Regions from separate parts of the Mus musculus genome. Here region 2 is linked to region 1. The links are chromatin contacts, found by POLR2A ChIA-PET in ENCODE. All regions are on one chromosome and are shown on one strand. The core of a region is the stretch at or near the end of the contact, and the rest is flanking DNA. Distances in the headings are between cores, read along the strand shown.

The links. ChIA-PET counts read pairs that join two places held with the same protein, here RNA polymerase II (POLR2A).
Region 2: POLR2A ChIA-PET joins it to region 1 with 21 read pairs in Patski. The contact joins the promoter of Smad5 here to the enhancer-like site in region 1. POLR2A ChIA-PET finds 5 or more read pairs at or near these places in 2 of 5 experiments (Patski and embryonic stem cell).

Annotation. Positions count from the first base shown.
Region 1 is chr13:56,580,615-56,587,110 of GRCm38, forward strand. It overlaps Gm32759 (a long non-coding RNA gene), which reads left to right and starts at 5,076. Exons shown (of 3, transcript XR_382491.2): 1 at 5,076-5,370. Within about 2 kb of position 1,678, at least 2 of the 3 ENCODE cell types and tissues checked have a DNase peak (open chromatin) inside an H3K27ac peak, as active enhancers do.
Region 2 is chr13:56,700,999-56,706,824 of GRCm38, forward strand. It overlaps Smad5 (SMAD family member 5), which reads left to right and starts at 2,012. Exons shown (of 7, transcript NM_008541.3): 1 at 2,012-2,133.

The DNA of each region.
Region 1 (6,496 bases), core at 428-2,927:
CCCTCCTCACAAAGAAACTATTTTTGTTGAAGAACACAAAGTGTAATTAGCACATTCGGAGGAAGCTGCCAGGCGGGCACATCTTCACTGACTTGGACAGGCCTTGATGTTCATGTTTCAAAGCCTCCTTCCTACGCACCTGTAGTGTTCCCTCTTGTCTTCTGCATCCACACTCTATCAGTTGTAAGTAGCTTTGTGATTCTTGTTTTCCAAAATTCCCATGGCGTGATGTCTTTCCCTTTCCGATTCCACATCTCAAAAGCCAGTTAGCCTTTCTCCTTCCAAAACTCCAAAACTCTCCATCTCTGTGTCAATGTTTTCTCAATTTGCAGCCACAGTTTGGCTTCCCTCCCCTTATAGGGGGCCCCTTCTCTGGGTCACTTTCCCCTCTTTGTCTCATTTTAGGGTTCTGGGGTGGTAACTCCTCCCCTGGGGTCACATACAAGTCTCTGTTTGAACTAGGATACTATTCACTACTGCTGCACAGGGCCTTGTGGGGGAGAATGGGCAGGGTATGTGTGTGTGTGTGTGTGTGTGTGTGTGCATTTGGCTTGTCACAATCACCATACACAATGGTCCACACTGATCTGGAGACAACACAAGTCACAATCTAGAGAGATAGTAGCTACAGGTGGGATCCAGAGATGGCACCCTAGGGAGAGACTGCCCTCAGGCAGAGCCTGATTGGGGTTATGGGAAAATATGGAAATGAGGTTATGCCCATTGGGGTTACGGGAAATATACACATGAGCATGCCATGATGCCAAATGCTGTTAGTGTGAAGAAAGATAAAAGACACAGGGAGCTGACATTCTAATCCGAGCTGGCCTTCAAGGAGCATGGCACATGCACCAAGCAGTGTGAGTCTGCTCTGGTGAATCAGCCCCTGCTGCTGTTTGCTGCCTACAGGGTGATACTAGTCTCCTACCCAGCATACTATGTGATGAGGAAGCAGAGGCTCAGAGAGCTTAGGTAGTCAGCCTGGGGTAGCACAGCAATTAAGAAAAGAGCCTGGACAGGACCCAGGCAGCTTCAGTGCCTCTCCTTATACCCAATATATGACGTCATGCCTTGTTCTGGCCAAATGGCTGTCCCTGGCTTGTGCCAGCGCTTGAAATGATTCCCTGTGAGGGGGCCACCAGACCCAGATTCCTTCTACCCCACCTATCCGGGACTTGCTTCCCACTGTGTTTGACTACAGGGTTTCTTCTCACAATGAGAACTGCAAGACCCCACTTGAACTCTTTTGCTGCTGGCCCTGAGAGCCTGGGGAAGAGCCCACAGATCCCAGCAGGGGCTTGCTGGAACCAGGGGGGAGGGAAGGGGAGGGGAGGGGAGGGAAGGGGAGGGGAGGGGAGGGGAGGGGAGGGGAGCCAGAGTTTATAGCCCAGGCTGCAGGCATCCTGCCTGGTTGGATGGTCTTGCCTTCCTGAGTAGGGGGTGGGAACTGAATTATGATTGCATCAACTCCCTTGGCGCTCTGGAAACTATAGCTTCCCTCAGCCCTTCCTCCCTTCCTCTGTGGCTCTTCTCTGTCTGTAAAATAAAAAGCAGATCCCTGGCTGACCCTGGAGGCTGCGAGCAAGCAGGGAGGACACTGGAGGTGTGCGGAGCAAGAGTGGTCCCGGCCATCTGTTTCTCATTGACTTCAATGGGGTGTGTTGCTCAGACAATGGAGTAGTGTGCTGACTGCTCAGGCACAGCCCAGCCCCGTGACCCTGCAGCCTGCTGGCAGCAGGCAGGGAGAGGCCCTCCTCCACTGCGCAGCTGGCCAGGGGCTGGGGAGCTGCTTCCTAGAGTGTGGGGGTGGTTCCCCCTCACCATCATCAGTTCTTCTTCCTAGAAAGATGGGCTTCAGCTGTTTTCCTGAGACTCCTGGTAACCTCCCTAAGTGTAATTTATGGACAGTGAAAAAAAAACCAGGAGTGACGAGACCCTCCCTTGCCCCTCCCCCACTCCCTGCCCCCACCCCCCAGCCCTACCCTACCATGCCCCCATTCCCTGCCCCACCCCCACAACCCTTCCCCCACGCCCCCACTCCCTGCCCCCCTACCCCCTCCACATCCCTCCCCCATCCCCCACCCTCTCTACAACCCTCCCCCCACCCCACCCCAGAGTTTTAGTGTGAGCTCTGCCAGTCTTTTATAGCCTTCCTTTGAAAACATAATAATGAGCTGATGCACAATTCTGAGTCAGGGAGTCCACTCAGTGGGGCTTGCAGATGACCTCAGGCTGAGTGTTCAGTATGACAAAGTAAATGCTTTTGTTTGAAGCCTTTTCATACATTAAGATGTCTCTGTTGGGAGAGCCAGAGGGACCAGGACAGGGGCAGCTGAGTGATTCCAGGTCAACAGCTAGCTCCTGCTCTGTCCACGGTACAAACTGTGAGGGGATCACTGTATGTTCCTGCCCTGGTTTGACAGCCCAGTCACCAGTCCACTGCCACGCTCAGAGCTGCACGGGCCCTGTGCCTAGTCTTACTTGAAGCTATTTAGCAAATCACCTGATTTCTGATTGTTCCCAATTTTGCCATGAGAATCCTGAGATTCATTCAGTGCAGACATCCTGAAGTCCACCTTCCATGATGTGCTGATAGTGGAATTTCTGAGCGGTGGGCATGTGCACTAGAAAGAGTAGCACACTGCCTTCTAGAATGACTGCCCTCCGTGCACCACTGGGCACTGGAACCCTTTGGCCACCTTTGAGTGCTTCAAGAGAGAATTTGTTCATACACTCATTGTCAATTTTCTTATCCTTCTTTAAATTCGAGGTTCTAGCTAGGTGACTCTTCCATAATTCATATAAAACTGGTTTCTAATAAGGCCATTGCTCCCATGCTCCTATTTTGCAACAGTGCATCTCAGTTTGCAGTTTGTCCTTTGTCTTTGTTTGGTTTTTGTATTTTGTGAGATTCGGTCAGTAGGAAGCAGGCACAGTGGTGTGAACCTCTGGAGGCAGAGACGGAAAGAATGTTTGAACCTAGAATGTGAACCGAGGAAAGATGTGCAGATCTCACTCATCTCAACTCACAGCCCTTAGCTGGCCCCTCGCCCTTTTCATTATACTTTCTTCTCTCACGCTCTCATTTTCGTGACTTTCTTTCCATCTCCATCTTGATATTAAGCAAACATTAGTATAGAGTGTAGATGTTACACTCAAAGACAAAACCATTATCTAAGTATAACTCAAATATTATTTATGTTCAGTTTTGGTCTAAGTTTTCAAACTTAAAGAAAACCCTAACTACTACTTATGCAATTAATGGAAAGCACAGGCATAAAGACAGAAGTGTCTAATTCTCCTCACAGTTATCAGAGTTCCCATCTTACAACTTTAAGCATTTTCAGCAGAAGCAGAAACTGGCCCAGTACCTGATGTGTGAAGTCAAGGTATAAGCTACACGCTATAACAGACCGTAGAATCATGGCCACACCTTATCCTGCCGGCCTCGGCCCCATAATCCCTGATGCCTTCTCTGTTCTGCCTCACAGGAAGGACGAGAACCTGAGAGGTAAGTAAAATCGGGACTAGATTCTGCCTTGTGGGACCTTTAGGCACGACATGATGTTATCTGTGTTTATACTGATGGACATCCACAAAGCAGAAAGGAGTGTGCACCCATGAGTAGCCTTTGAGCTGCTGGGAATACAGGGGCTGCAGGACTGTCCAGCCCTGCCTTTCCTGGGTCCTCTCTTCCCTCCTTCTGATCTTGTTCAGAAACACACACACATGTACACACTCATGTGCACACGCATGTACATGCACAAATGCACACAACACATACATATATACCCACATACACACCACACACACATGCACACCACACAGATATACACATATACCACACACATGCATACCCACATATATATGTGTGTATACACAGACCACACATACATACCTCCACACACACCACACCTCCACACACAGACACACACGCACATACCCACATGCACATCACACACACATAGACACACACACACAAACATACACACACATGTACACAGGCTTATTAAATTCAACCAGCAAACCAGCAACTAGAAGTCAGAAAAACTGTTCCTTTTAGACTATGTAGGCCACAGCATCTGTGGTCACAGAGCAAGGACAGGAGCAAGGGAGAAATCAGGGGCGAACAGGAAGTAGCAGGATAAAGAAAAACAAAGAACATTGCAGGTCTCCTACCCAGAGGGAGTGCTTGTGTGCAGTTCCTCGAGGACATTTTGGCCTGCCTCTCTTGCTTGCGACTGGATCACACCACTGTTGCTTTTTAAAGCACAGTTAACCAGGATGTACTTGGAAGTCCCAAACAAAAGCCCTTCTAAAGGGCTAAAGATGCAGCTTCACGAGGGGGGGGGGGTGCTTGTCTAACTGCATGAGGCCCTGGGTTCCATCCCAGCCTCCAGTATAAGCAAGCAGAAAGCCCTGGAAAGACCAGCATAATGGCAGATAATAATTGTACCCAAAATTGGTTACTTGAGTTTCTTGAAAGTCAGATGATCTTGGTTTTTACATTATATTCCCGGCTCTTCTTTGGCAGTTAAAATTAGGACTGTGGTGCTTGTTTCATTTCCTTGAGACAAACTCTCAGTATGTAGCCTTGGCTGTCCTGGACCCTGCTGGGTCCATCAGATTGGCCTCCAACTCATAGAGGTTCACCTAATTCTGCCTTCCAAATATGGGTAAAAGGTGTGTACAACCCTCAATCACTTTTTTAAATTGCCATAACCTGGAATATAAAGATCAGGAAAAGCAAGCGAGCGCTGATGTAGTGCTATGATGCATTTGCATCAATTCCCCTTCCTTCTTGCCAGGTAGATGAGATGGAGCTCAGAATCCTGCTGAGTGTAATAATCTCATATTCAGTAACTCGCACACATGGAGAGCTATCACCACCTGTTTAAGTTTGTCAGTCATTGGGAAGGGATCAACACGTCACAATAGTTTAGGCAGCACTGGTCATAGCTGGTGATCACCTTCAACTGTGGAGAGAAAGATCTGCTACAAGAGATGCATTTCTTGGTTTTGTCTAAATATTTAGGCTACAGAACAACTGAGAGAAACGGCAAGCAGACAGTTGTGGAATTTTCTGATGCAATCTAACTGGATGTCTGAATTGGGACCTATGTGCCTTTTTGGAAGATCTTCAGGTCGATGACACTCATTATCATATTCTTAAGGCTGGTTACCTCGGTAACCAGGGGAAGCCTGCTTTGAGTCCTTACATGTCTGAAGGCTGTAGACTGATCTACACTCAACCTCCTTTCTTCAGAACCCAACAATGTGCATGTCGGAAGTGATGGCTCATGCCGGAAGTGATGGCTCATGCCGGAAATGATGGCTCATGCCCGTCATCTCAGCCAATGAGAGGCTAAGGTAAGAGAGCTGCCATGCTTTTGAGACCTGCCCATCTTCTCTATAAAGCACCGAGGGGCAAGTCCAAAGCCAACCAAGTGGGTGTTGTTGTTGTTGCTGTTGATGTTGTTGGATTAGTTCTCCTCCACAGTGGCATTGGTAACTTGGCCTTGCAGTATTTTTTCAGATGTGTTTCAATGAGAGCTCCTGGGCTTCAGGTCCCCAGGGCCATTGTTTAGAAATTCACTCAATGACTCCCCAAACACAGTGTCAAGTACACTCAGCCAAAATTCGTCATAGCCATGTCACAAGGATGTTTGTTCAGGCAGCTTGAAGACTTTCTCCCAGGACCTGTGGCCTTCCTGTGTTCTCCTGCCCACACATGCTCAGACAAAGCTCCTCTATATCAGGAAAGAGGAGTGAACTGTGTGATCCGTTGCCATATTGCCTCCCACTAGAGACGAGCTGCTCTGGTCTTTGTCCTTGAGGTTTGATCAGGTAGGGATTTCATGTACGATGCTTCACACTTCCAGAAGGAAAAACACATGTTCAACAGTTGAGGCACTGCAACCCACCATAATTTAGAGACAGTCCTATAAAATAATAGAGAAACCCCACCAGCCAAAGATCGCAGGCCCCAGAGAGCCGGCTTTGCTAAGGATGGTGGTCTCAGGCCTTCAAACTTGCTTTATTTAGAATACTCTGAGCCATTTCAATTTGCACACCAGCAAAATTGTATGCCATTACTCGTTTGTGATTGCTTTTGCCCCAGTTGCTCAAACTCTTGCCTCTAGATGTTCTGTATCTTGGATGTGACTGGGTGGAGGGTGGGGGAGGAGCCTGAGTCTTCTCCTTCTGCCTGGCACATCACTGTGCTCTCGTCTGCTCTCTCCAAGCCTTGTGCCTGTCCTCATTGCTCATACATTTGGCTAAGATCTCAGCTTGGCTCCTTGTTGGCTGTCTTAGTCCCTTCTCTGCTCCCATGGATAAAATGCTAAAGCCACTTAGTTGAGGAAGAGTTTATTCTGGCTCGTGGTTCAAGGGTCTAGTCTGTCATGTCAGGGAAGGCATAATGGCAGAAGAAGAAGGTGGCTCTGCATCCATAGGCAGGGAGGCAGACAGGGATGAGGGCAGGTGCCCAGCCAAT
Region 2 (5,826 bases), core at 762-3,261, 120 kb after region 1:
TTTATATTACTTATGATATATATTTACAGATCTTGATTCCCACTGCATGCATCATGTATCATCTGGTCAGATCACACTGTGCCACATTTGTTCTTAGATTCAGTTGATTACCCTAAGCAAGACTTCTTTATGCCTCTGGCAAGCCTGACAGTAATCTTTGACAACTGTATACTGGGCCCTCTGAGTTCTACATCCTGTGAAGTTTAGGTTACTTCTCAATTCTCTGGAAGAGTCCTACTGGCTGCTAAAGCCCCCATGCTTCCTTTCTGTGTTATTATCTCTTGTAACTGAGGGCCTGGCCTGAATGTACAAAGCCACCCGAGAGCCTGGAGTCTCAAGTTAATTTGCCCAGTGTGCAGATACACAGTTGAGGAAGTGAAATACTTGCTTTTAGGATTATACCCACGGTTCGGGACAGGACCCCAGTACTCACGAAGTGTTCTTACAAATATGCACACAATTTGTGAAATGATTTTTAATAGTTTCTTGAAGTGAGGAACGGCGCTGATACACACAATATTAAGCAAAGTCGGCTGCAAACATCAGTTCCGAAAAAAGGGCATTCTTTCAGTAGGGTTATAGGTACGTCTGGGAGTTGTAAATCCATGCCAGGCTCCAGAAGCCATGCCTTCCAAGGGCCGGTAACAGCAAAGACTTAACAGCCAGGAATCAGTAAGCCAGGCAGTGTTGGCGCATACAGAGTCCTCCTGCGCAGAGTTTATGATGTAGTAAAGAAGTTTAAGATGGAGACCTGAGATTGCACACTGATGGCCTGTAGGCTATATTGGGACCATGGGCTTGTTTTGTTTGGCTTGTACCAGGGTGAGTCTTCTCAATGTCTAAAAAAGAGAAGGGGAGGGCAGGTCAGGGAGCCCAGGAAAGAGACAAAGAGGCAGCTGATCAGATAAATGTGTGATTTCCTTTTAGTATAGAAAAAGATGCATTTCCAACTTTCTTCGAAAAGCCAGAAGATCTGCCAATAATGGGCGGACACTGCCACATTTCTTCCTGCGGATGGTTGGCTGCAGTCACAGCTGCTGCCTTCCCTTGGTGCTCTCTCTCTAGTTCCCCAGCTCTGGCCGGATTCTCACCTATCACCCTTTGACATGGCTGCTTCCATAAACGCCTCCTCACGGCATTTATTTAATCTCTTCCAAATAGAAACAAGCCGTTGGAGTCTGGAGAAACATGGAAACCGCCGCATTTGTGTGTCAAGTGAGGTGACCCTGGTTCAGGCGGAGGAGGTGGTAATAAAAGTGAGGAGAAACTGTCAGAATTAGGGATCTACAGAATTGATATTGGAGGATGGGATTGACTGGGAAAGGTTAAAAATAGTTCCAATTTACTCAAAAAGAAAACCGGTGTGTGTGTGTGGGGGGGGGGGGGATCAGTTTTAAAGACCTTTAAAAATAAACACGAAACTATTTTAAAAAGCTTTCCCTTGCTGTCCAAGCTGACCGTTTGGAGGGGAAGAGAAGCCAGACAGCCGGATTAGTACAGAGCTACCCTGTAAGACAGCTCGAGCACCTCTAAGCCTCCACTTGCTGAAGCCTGAGAGCTCAAGGCGCTCCCGGCTTCCAGATGTGGGGCGGTGTCCCGTGAACAGCTGGGACTGTGTCCTGAGAAATGGCCACTCGTCCTCAGCTCCGGGTTCAGCACTATCTCCACCTGCAGAGGATTTTCCCCCTTTGGGAGCAATATTAAGGCTACATCTAGTAAGCTGTGTGGTATCTGATGCTCAGCCAGAGGTCTCTGTCTCTTAGGGTTTCTATTACAAATCAATGAAAACGGCGAAGTTGTAGCTGAAGATACTTTTTAACGCTTTAGATTGGCTAGAAAGGTCTCCAGCTCTCCAGAGCGAGGACGACCGTTTCGCTATAAGGCGGGTGAGCTTGGCTAACCCAAGTGCCACTTCCAGGCTCGCTGCGGACAGCAGAAGCCAGGCCTCGGCCACTCCCGACGCGCATGCGCCGGCCGCCGCGGCCCTCCGCCGCCGCCCCCCCTCCCCCTCATCATCCGGGTCCCCGGCGAGCGGGCGCCGAGCGCTTGTCCCGGGGCCGAGCTGCTAATAAAGTTGCGGCGCGTGCACAGCGCGGCGACGGCGTGAGGAGAGCGCGCCTGGGCGGCGGGGAGGTGAGTGAGGGGCCCCAGGGCGGGCGCTCGGGGCCCGGCGGAGGGACAAGCGCCGGCGGCAGCGGCCCGCGTGAGGCTGGAGGCCTAGAGGCTCCCCACGCGGGACCTGACGGCACGGGACGGGGCTCCGCGCAGCGCGGGAGGCCCCGGTGCTAAGGAGGCCCCGCGCGGCCGACGAGGCCGGCGCGGACGAGGCCGCTGCCACCTCGGCGCGCCACCGACGCCCGGGCCCGCGCGCGGAGCCGCGCAGGCGGCCTAGGCCGAGCGCGCGCCCCGCCGCTTTGTGTCTGGGAGATAAGGATCCGCGCTTATCGGTGGGAATTACACTCCGGCCAGCCGGCTGGCGGCGACCCGCCCCTGCGCCCGCCCGCCCGCCCGCCCGCCCGCTCGCCCGCCCGTCACTCTCCGGACGTCGCAGAGGCTCCCTCGCTGCGCTAAACTTTGTGTGAGGAAGCGAAGCAGCTTTTGTCTCTGCCCCGGTCCCGGTGGTTCCCTTGGGCATGCGTGCCCAAGTTCAGACTCCATCCCCTCCCCCTGCCCTTTCTCCTCTGCGCTTCTGGCTGCGCCGAGCCGGGAACCCTAAGCTCTGGGAACTTCCCCGGTGGCGGCCGTCTTAGGGTCAGAGCATGCTCAGTGGCCCGGACTTTTCGGTTGCAGAAGGAGCTGGCGGGGATGGTCGAGGTATTTGGAGGTGTGCCAGCGATCCGAAGCGTGTCTCTGTGTGTGTGTGTGTGTGTGTGTGTGTGTGTGTCCGGTTTGTGATGGCCCCGGCGAAAGGAGTCCCGGCCAACCTGGAAGGCAGGAACGGCCGAACACTGTAGGCTAGATCTTTATCTTGATCGTAAAAGACAGTGTTTCCTGAGCAGCTGGAGGGGGGTGGGGGGTGGGTATTTCTGGCTGCTGCTGCGTTTAGATGGGTGTGGTGCTAAGTATATCTTGTTTATCTTTCTGTGGAAAAAGTTTTGAAGTCTGGTGGAGTTGATCACATCATGCCTGTTGCCTAGCACTATCAAGTGTATGCCTACCTAGCAACGGACACTGGGCGATCAATGGAATTTGTTGGTTGCTTTGACAGAGGCTAAGCGAAAGGGTACATGTGATTTCTTTTCTTTCTGACAGGGTTTTGCTAGGCAGACCTTGAACTCTGGCCAATCCTCCTGCCTCAGCTTCCAAGTGCTGGGATTACAGGGGTGAGCCATCACCAACTCTGGCTGTGTGTTTCTTTTTTAAACAAAGAGTGCTTGGATTTTCTTAGTGTATGGGAGTTACCGTTAAAGTTGAAAACCCAGTAGGTTTAGAAACGCTTAGAGTAGTAGTTGAGGGTTTCTGCTAGATGCCAGCCCATAATGCCTGTTGTATGGAAACAGTTCCTCCATGGAGCAGGACGGTTTCACACTCAACTGCTCTATCAGAGCTTATGATCCAGATGAGGTTAGTAGCAGTAGTAACAAATCACATTATTCCTTTTACCCTTTTTGGTAACATTTTCCCCCTCTAAAATGAACCCCAGAAATTATAAAATTCCAAAACAACTTAGAAGAATTGGTCTATCAAAATCTAACCTATATAAGGTTTGTACATATTAAGCTTAGAGGAAAAATAGTTTTGTAGCCATGCATGGTGGCCCACACCTCTAATACCAGGCAGGTAGACAGGTGTGAGGTCCAGGCCATCTGGGGGACTGCATAGTGAGGCGAGTATGATTGCTAGGTGGTGACCTCCTTGGCACTCTCCTTCTTTAGTGTTTCCCCACTCAGTCCTTTAGATAACTGTTGTTACCACTTCAACTTCTGCAGTGTCTTTGTCACAAATGCCGTTCATCATTTTGTCACTTCCTGTAGGTGAATCTTTTCAACTGACTTTTCCTTCCTTCCTTCCTTCCTTCCTTCCTTCCTTCCTTCCTTCCTTCCTTCCTTCCTTCCCAGACAGGTGTTCTGGTGACCCAGACTGGGCCCAGACTTGCTATGTAGTCCAGAATGCCCTTGAACTCGTACCTCTGCCTCCAGATGCTAAGATTACAAGCCTGTGCCATCACATCTGGTTATTTATTTTGGTTGGGTTGCTCTATCAGCTTCTGGAACCTGTGCACCCTACTGTACCAAACACTCAGATTGAGTTTTCCTTGTGTCCATATAGGATATGGCATAGTTAAAAGAAGGAAGAGAGCAATGAGCCTGGGGAAAGTAAAATGTGTGGTGTGTTCTGGGCCGTCTGGCTGGGGCTGCTTAGCTGGTTCTTTGTGGTGGGGGCGCCATAGCATTGGGTAGATGATGTGTGTGTTGCCTTTCTTCGCCCTCTGGCAAAGGTAGCCATTGATTGCAGTGAGAAACAGTGGCAGTCTGTGGCTAATGAGGTTTGAATCAGATTGTTGTGTGCTGCTAGTTATGTAACATGGTGAGAGTATCATTAAAAGTTGCAGGCTGTAGCAAGGTAGAGAGTGAATTCTGCTGACCCTCCTCCTTGGGCTTTAATTTCTGGGTGAACCCGAGGCACTTTAGGCTACAGCTGTAATTATACCTGGGCAGCCTGTTTCCTGTTTGCAGGATGGACTCAAACATCATGATTTCATGGGATGATATCCTGCCCTCTGTGTTAAAGGCAGCATGTTTCCCCTACTGAAAACAGATTGTAGCTCAGTTGAACAAATTTCTTTTCAATGTTTTGAAGATTAGGCAGTAAAATGACAGTGCTTTACTTCTTAGTAACATGTATTGAAATTTAATGTAAACTTCTTTTCCACATGCAGATTCTTCGATGGTAGGCCTTAGTTTACCAGTGCGGTGTGGATCACAACAGTTCTTGATAACTCTCAGGTGTTTGTTATTACCCGGTGTGCATGTTGGCTGGGCAGTGAGAGTCACAACAGCACTGACCTCCAGCCTTCGCCCCTCTGCTGATCTGTCTCTGCAGTACATTTATTTCTGTTCTGCATGGCTTTCTTCAGGTGTTGAAGGCACTGTAGATCCCATGGTTTCCCAGCATGCTTCCAAGACGTCAGGTACTGGATACGTTCTCCCTTCTGTGATGGACAGTCATACCCTGAGGAATGATTCTCATCTTCACTAGGTGACTGACTTTCTGGAGAAAAGCTTGGGAAACTTGGCTTTAAGGAAGCTGCAGTGCACAGATTCCAGTTTCTCTCACCGAAAAGATGATGAAGGGTTTGATCTTCAAGGCCCTGGAAGTTGACCTGTGCCTTTTTACAGCTTGTTTTTCCACTTCTGAGCTTAGTGCAGAGCATTAGCAACTGGAAGTTTCAGGGCAGGGGTCATCCACTTATTGCCACTATCATACATCTTTTACCTCCAGCCAAAACCTGAATGTGATGTGTATGTACTGAGTGGAACATTTAGAAGAAAAATTGTTAACAACTAGATTGTTAGGACTCTCTAATTCCCCAATCTTTTTTTTTTTTTTTTTTTTTTAGACAGGGTCTTGCTATATAGCTCTGGATGTCCAGGAACTCACTATGTAGACCAGGCTAGCTTCAAACTCACAGAGGTCCACCTGCTTCTGCCTCTGCCTCATAGTGCTGGGAGTAACAGCGTGGGCCACTGTCTAATTTCCAAATCTCATAGGTAACATATTTTAAGTCTTTATTGGATGATGTAATTACAGAACGTTAAGGGCTTTCGAAATCAATCAGCTAGTTCTGGGTTCTGTGTGTAGCTATGGTAGATGTGTGAATGTGCC